Regions from separate parts of the Homo sapiens genome. Here regions 1 and 3 are each linked to region 2. Evidence: chromatin contacts called from ENCODE Hi-C or POLR2A ChIA-PET data. All regions are on one chromosome and are shown on one strand. Each heading gives the region's core, a stretch centred on a gene start or an enhancer-like site at or near the end of the contact. The rest is flanking DNA. Distances are from core to core; before and after follow the strand shown.

Evidence for each region. A loop is a pair of places that touch in the nucleus more often than their neighbours do. ChIA-PET counts read pairs that join two places held with the same protein, here RNA polymerase II (POLR2A). Pooled maps may share reads with other maps.
Region 1: a map with no recorded cell type shows a loop between it and region 2 (5-fold over the local background). The contact joins two enhancer-like sites. A Hi-C loop is called at or near these places in 3 of 37 single-sample maps with no recorded cell type and 2 of 50 pooled maps.
Region 3: a loop to region 2 is called in a map with no recorded cell type, with 5 times the contacts of the local background. The contact joins the promoter of SMIM36 here to the enhancer-like site in region 2. A Hi-C loop is called at or near these places in 9 of 37 single-sample maps with no recorded cell type and 5 of 50 pooled maps. POLR2A ChIA-PET finds 5 or more read pairs at or near these places in 1 of 52 experiments (A549).

Annotation. Positions count from the first base shown.
Region 1 is chr17:55,575,851-55,578,550 of GRCh38, reverse strand. No RefSeq gene overlaps it. Among named protein-coding and RNA genes, the nearest start is that of SMIM36, 66 kb to the right of the region's middle. RefSeq lists enhancers at 1,589-1,658, 1,338-2,537. Within about 2 kb of position 1,355, at least 29 of the 41 ENCODE cell types and tissues checked have a DNase peak (open chromatin) inside an H3K27ac peak, as active enhancers do.
Region 2 is chr17:55,168,105-55,170,804 of GRCh38, reverse strand. STXBP4 (syntaxin binding protein 4) reads right to left here. Exons shown (of 18, transcript NM_178509.6): 18 at 1-2,700. Among named protein-coding and RNA genes, the nearest start is that of HLF, 96 kb to the left of the region's middle. Within about 2 kb of position 1,349, at least 3 of the 41 ENCODE cell types and tissues checked have a DNase peak (open chromatin) inside an H3K27ac peak, as active enhancers do.
Region 3 is chr17:55,510,053-55,512,752 of GRCh38, reverse strand. SMIM36 (small integral membrane protein 36) reads left to right here and starts at 1,301. Exons shown (of 5, transcript NM_001395421.2): 1 at 1,301-1,874. The coding sequence starts at 1,419. The coding sequence ends at 1,700.

The DNA of each region.
Region 1 (2,700 bases), core at 106-2,605, 410 kb before region 2:
ACTGGTCACCAAGGAGTGTACATTGTACCCAATATGTGATTTTTCATCCCTCACCCCTGCTCACTCGCCCCACTTCTGAGTATCCAGTGTCCATTATACCTCTCTGTATGCTTTTGTGTACCCATAGCTTAGCTCCCACTTAGAAGTCAGAATATATATTTGGTTTTCCATTTCTGAGTTACTTCACTTAGAATGATAGCCTCTAACTCCATCCAAGTTGCTGCAAAAGACATCATTTTGTTTATTTTTTATGGCTGAGTAGTATTCCATGGTGTATATATAACACATTTTCATTATCCACTTATCAATTGATGGTCCATTATCTTTGCAATTGTGAATTGTGCTGCCATAAACATATACATGCAGGTGTCTTTTCAATATCACTACTTCTTTTCCTTTGGGTAGATACCCAGTAGTAGGACTGCTGGATTGAATGGTAGATTTACTTTTAGTTCTTTGAGAAATAGCCATAATGCTTTTCATAGAGGGCTGTGCTAATGATGGCGCCTGCAGCCCATCTGGGGCAGCCGCTGCCATTACGCTGGCTGCAACAGCGAAGCTCAGCCAGGGCTGCACACTCCGTGGAGCTGGCAACAAGTGGGAATCACAACACTTCCGAGCTGATGGGGAGGGAATTCCCCAGGTGCAGCCACAACAGCCCAAGTCATGGCTGCAGACTCGGGCCTCCCACTCCACAGAGCAGGAAGGAGCCCCACCCCCTCGGGCACAGCTGCAGCCACCAAACCCAGACTGCACAGTCGGGCATCTCTGCACTGTCGGGGCATGGGAAGGCCTCCCCTGAGAGGAGGAGAATCTCTTGAACCCGGAGGCGGAGGTTGCTGTGGGTCAAGATCGCGCCACTGCGCTCCTGCCTGGGCAACAAAGGCGAAACTCCGTCTCAAAAAAAAAAAAAAAATTTTTGAAGTAGGGACTATTATTATTCCTATTTTACAGATAATGAAACTGAAGTCTTCAAGGAGATTATATAATTTGCCTATGTTTACACAGCTACCACGTAGAAAATGTGGGATGCTACGCAGTCTAACAGCTTTCATTTTCAACCGCATGTGATACTGATTCCTGCTGTGAAAGAAAGAATGGTAATTTCTTGGAGTTACAGTTCAGGGAACTATAACAGTGGGCCCTGACACAGTATGGTGCGGGGAGAGGGTCCAAGAAGGCTTTTCCTGAGGAAATGAGGTTTCAGCAGAGAAATGAAGGGGAAAAAAGGAGTTAACTAGGCATGTGGAAGTTGGAGGAGCTTTGTATGTAGAGGAAACCGCATGCAGGGCGGGCCTGGGTTGGAAAGCAGCATTATGCTCTTGAAGAAGTGAAAGTTCATTCCACGGGCTGTTGTTCACTTCATGGTGGCGAGGCTGGAAGTGATGATGACTGTGTGTGCCATGGGGAGAGAAATGAACTGATGTGGGTCAGTGCATTTCTGCTCTGACTACCCGGGGGCCCATCACTACAGCAGTGGCCTTATTTTTCCTATTAAGTCTCTTTCAGTTTGAGTTCAAGATCACTAGCATATTATCCTTTTCTCAGCCCTGTGTCTGCCTTCTCATTAGTATTTGGATGAAGATGAAACTCCTTAAAATCCCTCCGAGTGCTGCGTGGGCTGGAGGCTTCTGCTCTCCGCTGTCCTTTTCACCCTGCTCCCTCCTACTCTCTGTGCTCCCAGCTTCTCACTACGCTGAATATTTTTTTTCAGTCCTTTATGCTCCTTTTGTCTCCTTTTGTCTGAGTGATTGTCCTTTCCCTCTTTGCTTGTTCATGTATTCAAAAATTATTTTCTAGCACCTGCTATGTGTTAGGCACTGTTGTAGGCACTGGAGTTACAACTAAAATTCAAGACATGTATGGAGGGGTTGGGTTGGGAAGGGCAGACAGAGAAAAAAGAGGAAGTAAACAAGAAGAAATAGCAGCTCATGATGACATCATGCAGAGAATTAAAGTCAAAAGATCTGATGGAGAGAAACTAGGTGTAGGTTGGATTGGGTGGTTAGGGAAGACCTTTCTAAAGATGTAATATTTAAGCTTGAGATCTGGATAACGAAAGGAGACAGACAGACAAAAGTAACAAGGAAAAATATGTCAGAAAGAGAGAACTACAAGCTCAAAGGCCATTAGCTGGGAATAAGCATGGAATGTTTGAAGAACTGAAAGAAGGATTGTGTGACCAGAGTGGAGTTAGGGGTGGGGCTCGGGGTGGGAGTGGAAATAGTAACAGTTGAGTCAAAAGTTATGAATGTCGGGTGTCGTAGGGCTGTGTGAGTCAGTGGGAGGAGTTTAGATTTTATTCCAGTTACCACTGGAGGGATTTTAGAAGAGCGACAGGATAGGATTTACCTTTTAGCTGAGATTTACCTTTTGGCTGCTAAGTGGAGAATGAAGTCTTGGTGGAAACACTGAAATAGTTCACGAGAGAGGGGATGTTGATGTCTTGGCCCTGGGTAGTGGTGTGAAAGTGGTGGATTTTGCATACTATAAGGGAGGAGCAGGCAGTGTTAACTGACAAACTGCTTTGGGGTAGGGGGAGTGAGGGAAAGAGGAAAATCGGAAAGAATTCCTAAACCTTTGTTTTGATCAATTGGAGGGACGGTGGTGCCACTTACTAAAACAGAAAGGCTATGAGAAGGGTTGATGTTTGGTGTGAGCAGGACTGAGAATTCTGCTTTGAACATGCCAAGGTGAGAT
Region 2 (2,700 bases), core at 100-2,599:
GGTAAAATAGTTATTTCAATAAAGATTTTCATTTCAAAAAATGAATTTTTTTGTTGTTTCCACAATAATCAATTTAGTTATTGACAATGCAGGTCAGGCCTCATTCATGGCCATAACATAATCTCTGATCTTTCCAGTCCCTACAACACTACAAATTTTCACAGGATTATACATAGAATTCTAAAGCAAAATAATCCTAGAAAATATAAGTGGAAATAAAAATATATAATCAAATCAGATACACTTTTTTCATACACAATAAATCATTAGCATTTTTTCTTATAAAGGACAGGCTCACTGTAGAGTAGTATGCAGAAAAATATAATAAATAAAATAGATATCACAAATAATGTCATCTAATTTTTTTTCAGATCTTCTATGGTGTTTATATATACAATACTGTTGGTTTTATATTGTATACAGATCTGTTTCCTGTTATTACCACTTGATGTTATTATTGTGATACTTTCTTGGTATCATTAAACATTAGTAAACATTTTCTATCATGTTAGATACCATATTTTATTTAGACATTCCCCTGTTTTCAGGAATTTAGGCAATCATTTCTATTTTAAATCATGCTTTAATAAGCCTTTTAAGCATTTTTTTATTTTGGTCTAAACTTGGGGTCATTTGTGAGGATAAATTCACAGAAGAAGAAATTTTTAAGGCCTTTGATAGATGTTCCAAGACTGCTTTCCAGAATGTTTGTGGTGATTTATAGATGTCCTAAGAATATTTGAGGATATCTATGTCATGTACCTGCACTAACATAATTACTGTGTTTTAAAAATACTTTGGTTTTATTGTATCTTAAATAATTAATCAATAATTCTAAGGAAGCCTTATATCATAGGTGAGAAGGTTTGTTTGAAATTGGCAAGGAGCAAGGTACATGAGGGAGTTTGCATTGTCCACAGCCTTAAAGGTTCACTTCACACAGTAAATACTACAAAATTATCTGTCTTGGATTGTTTAGACATTCAATTGCTTGAATGTCCAGGGACAAACCACTTGATCTCTTCTAAGTATTTCATGTTAGGGTTTTTAGAAATAGCTTTTAACACAATTTTGATTGAAATAATTTTTCAGAAAGCCCATTTCACTTGTTAAGGCATTTCATCTTTAGCTGAATTTTAAGTATGCTATGAGATAAACCAGGAACAAGGAGACTTGATTCTCTATACCATATTTTATCGATTCTAAGACACACATTTTTCACATCTAAGCGTCTTTAGTATTTGGATGTATAATAGGCACTGCTAGCACTTTCAGATCCCTCTACCACTCTCATGCATGACAGCTCCCTGTGCTTTCACTCTCAACATTCAGCACCTGCACCTCTTTGTTGGACGGCTGTCCTCAGGCTACAGGAACATGCTTTGACTGCATTGCAGGCTGGAAGCACCTGGAAATTTACACCCACCCCCACCCCCACCCCCATTCAATAACTGATGGTGCAGAGGTATAAATACTCTGGGTTCTCTGGCCTCTGACTTGAACCTACTGTAGAACCTTTTTGTCTCTAGGGCTCTCCCGTGGGAGTGAACCAAAGTCATCTCCAGAATAGGCTTTGCTTGACATCACACTTTTTGTGGGTTTTTTTCCCCCTTTCCTTTGGATCGGTTCTATTTCTCTATTTCCCTATTACTTTTCACCCTTGGGCCACTTCCTAATTCACATAAATCCTTATGTCAGAGGAATTAAACATATTACAGGAAGTGTCTTACAATAATTGATGTCCTGCAGTTACTGTCAGCCAGGTGGTCATAGTGATATGGTTGTCTTTGCCTGTGCATGCATGAATTTGGTTGTTCTTTCCATGATATGACTGGACTGTTACTTCTTTACTTTTTGGTCAATAAACCATTTAAGGACTATTGAGAAGAGTATGAATCCTGATTGTTATCTAAAATTTTTCTATTAAGTCCTTTTGCCAAGATAAAAAATGTGCCAGCATCAGAGTTGTAGAATGGATGTCTAAGACAGGGAAAAAAATCTCAGAGACTGCAGTAGAATATTCCTTTAAGAAATGTTATTTATCCTGATGGCAGAGAGGGTGTTACCGTGAAAAATTGTGGTTTATGACAACTCTGATTCAAAAAAGAGATGCAGAAAGAGTTCAATTCTGAATGTACAGAGCTTTGTAAATATCATAATTAATATTTCATTCTCTTTTACACACATGATTTTTAAAAATCTATGCTGAAACAGTTCTCTTGTATTTACTTAAAGGCGTATAAGATAAAAATTCTAACTACTAAGTCATATTTTAAATCTTTTTTTCATTTTCAGTTACACACAAAATAATGATGGGTCTTATAACTGATGAAATACTAATTGGGAATATGGTACTTATAGAGACAGAAGAAATACAATCAATGAACAGTCTTAATTGGAAAAACTAAGGTAACTTCATAGACTTCTCACTTTCCATTTGTAGAGAGAGTTCTACTGGTAAATGAGGAACCACCAGTATTTGGTCATATTTTTGAAATTGTGTAGATTTTATTAAATATTTCTTATTCCTCCAATACGTGTGTGTGTGTGTGTGTGTGGTGTGTATATACACACAGATATATATATATACACACACACACACACACATATACTAAGTGTATGTGTGTGTATGTATGCATTCTATTTCCTTCAAATTTCCCTTATATCGAGTACTTTTATCAGAGAAGTAATCCATGCATT
Region 3 (2,700 bases), core at 52-2,551, 340 kb before region 2:
CAAGACCAGATACGTAATTTGTGGGTCCCAGTGCAAAGTTGAAAAGTTAAGAATTTCAAGATGGCAACAGCAGAGCATTAAACCAAGTGTGAGCTCTTTCTGAGAATGGAACGTTGTGCAGCTGCACAGGGCACATGCCCATGAAGTAGCCTATGCGGGACTATTGGGACCAGGCTACAACTGAGGCAGGACAGTGATTTGTACATCAAGGAATAACTGTAATCCGATCAGTATCTGATCTTCCTCTCAATTTGCTTGTTTTTCTGCATCCTTGAGGCAGCCTTTGGGAATCTCTTTAAAATGCAAATTCAGTAGTGTCACTCCCCTGTGCAAAAGCATTCAATGGCATCCCATTGCTCTAGGATCATATCTAAAGTCCTGAGTATGGCCCACAAGTGCCTGTGCCTTCTGGCCCCTGTCTACCTCTCCCACCTTGTGCTCCCATTCTCTTTATGCTCCAGTCACACTGCCCTTGTTTCAGTGCTTGCAATTTTCCAGGCTCCTTTCTCTTCGGGTCTTCACATATGCAGTTCTTTGTGGCTAGAAGAATCTTCCCTGTCTCTTCTCACTTAGCTAAATTCTACTTATCCTTCAGGTCATAGGTTAAATGTTGCTTCTGCATGGAAGCTTTTTTGACCCACACTGGGACACGCTGTCCTCTTACCCTCTATTTGTCCCTTATAAACTGATTTCCACTGTTCTTAAATGGCGAATTGTGCAATTATCTGTTTAAAGGCTATCTTTCCTGCTAGACTACCTGCTTCTCTGTCTTATCACTGCCATATCCCCTTTGCTTAGTGTAGTGTCTGAAACACAGGAAGTAAGTACTCAAAAAGTAGTTTTGAATTAACTAATGAGAAACATGGCAACAAATGAAGAAAGGGTGAAAATATCAGGCACTAGTATCTTCTTCTTGTTGAAGAATCACATTTACTTCCAAAGCCTACTGACCTAATCTTCCAAATCACTCCATACATGGCACTAAACATCCCTTATACAAAGACAGCACAATTGTCCAGGACAATCCAATTTTTAGCTGTCATCATGGAGTGCTTATTAACAACACTTACTTTTGCTCACCAAACTGCCTGTGTGGATGCTGAATTATGTGAATGCTCTACTTATATACCATGATCCAGTAACTCATGAGCCATCTCTCTCTCTCTCTTTCTCTCTCTGTGTAGGCGAACTGATGACAGACAGCTTCTGTGTTTTGGTGGCTGTGGTATTAACAGCAAGCTTAAGTTATTAAACCGAGCAGCTTTAATCCTCGAGGTCTCCTGGAGCAGTAGGGATTAATGTATTTTTACTCCAGAGCCAATGTAGCTATTCCGATGCTCTAAGATCTGCTCTCTGCAATGCCCAAACTGACCCCAATTGCCTTTCTCTAGACCCACTTCTCCACCGTGGGAGAAGTGATGGAATTCTACTTGGAGATCGACCCTGTTACCTTGAACCTGATCATCCTAGTTGCGAGCTACGTCATCTTGCTCCTGGTCTTCCTCATCTCCTGCGTGCTATACGACTGCCGAGGCAAGGATCCCAGTAAGGAGTACGCGCCCGAGGCCACTCTCGAGGCCCAGCCCTCCATCCGGTTGGTGGTGATGCACCCAAGTGTCGCTGGGCCCCACTGGCCAAAGGGGCCTGGCCTTTCTTTGGGGGATCCTGCTCCACTAGGAAAGAAAAGCACCATGGTATGAGGCTGGCTAAGGGACACTGGGGAGAGACCACTAGACTTTCCATAGAGACAAACTGCTCCCTATCGTGGCTCCAATTCTCTCAGCACATGTATCCCGCTTGATGAAGGAAGTGAGAGCTCTGTCTTACTTGCTGTTTTCTCGTCACCTTCTTTGTGACAAAAGTAACTGTTTAAGGTAAGAAGCCCAAAGTGGTCTTTAGTCAAATTCTCCAAATGCAAACTGTCAGCAATGCTGTAGTATAATGAAGTTGGTTACTGGTACATTTCTGATGTTGCTGTCCTTGCAACTCACAGGAGAGAATGACTTTTGAGAAAGGATGCAATATTGTGTGTGTGTGTGTGTGCACGTGCACGTGCGTGTGTGTGATAAGGAATGAGACTAACTCCAGTCTAGTCTATTCTTTGCAAATTCTTTCTTTCCAAGGCAACCAGTTTTTTGTTGTTATTTTTCTTTTCTTTAAGAGACAGAGTCTTGCTCTGTTGCCCATGCTTAAGTGCAGCAGCGTGATCATAGCTCACTGCAGCCTTGAACTGGGCTCAAGCAACCTTCCCACTTCAGCCTCCCATGTAGCTAGGACTCTAAGGTCATGACACCACGCCTGTCTTTTTTTTGTAGAGATGGGGTTTCACTATGTTGCCCAGGCTGGTATTGAACTCCTGGCCTCAAGCAATCCTCCTGCCTCAGTCTCACAAAATGCTGGGATTATAGATGTGAGCTGCTGCACCCAGTCAAGGCAACCCCATTGAACTTGTTCAGACTTCAGAACATTATTATTTCTGTACCTACCAGCTCTTCACGTTCTATTCCCAACTCCAAGACAGAATAAGGAATGCATACAACTAAAACAACAAAGCTTGGAGCCTGGGTTCAAATCCTGCCTCTTCTACTTGCTAGCTGTGTGGCCATGGTTAAGTTGAGCCACCTCTGTGTCTCAGGGATAGTGATTGGACCACTAAGCTTTTGGGGCTATTTAAATGAGTTAATTCACCAAAAGCACTTG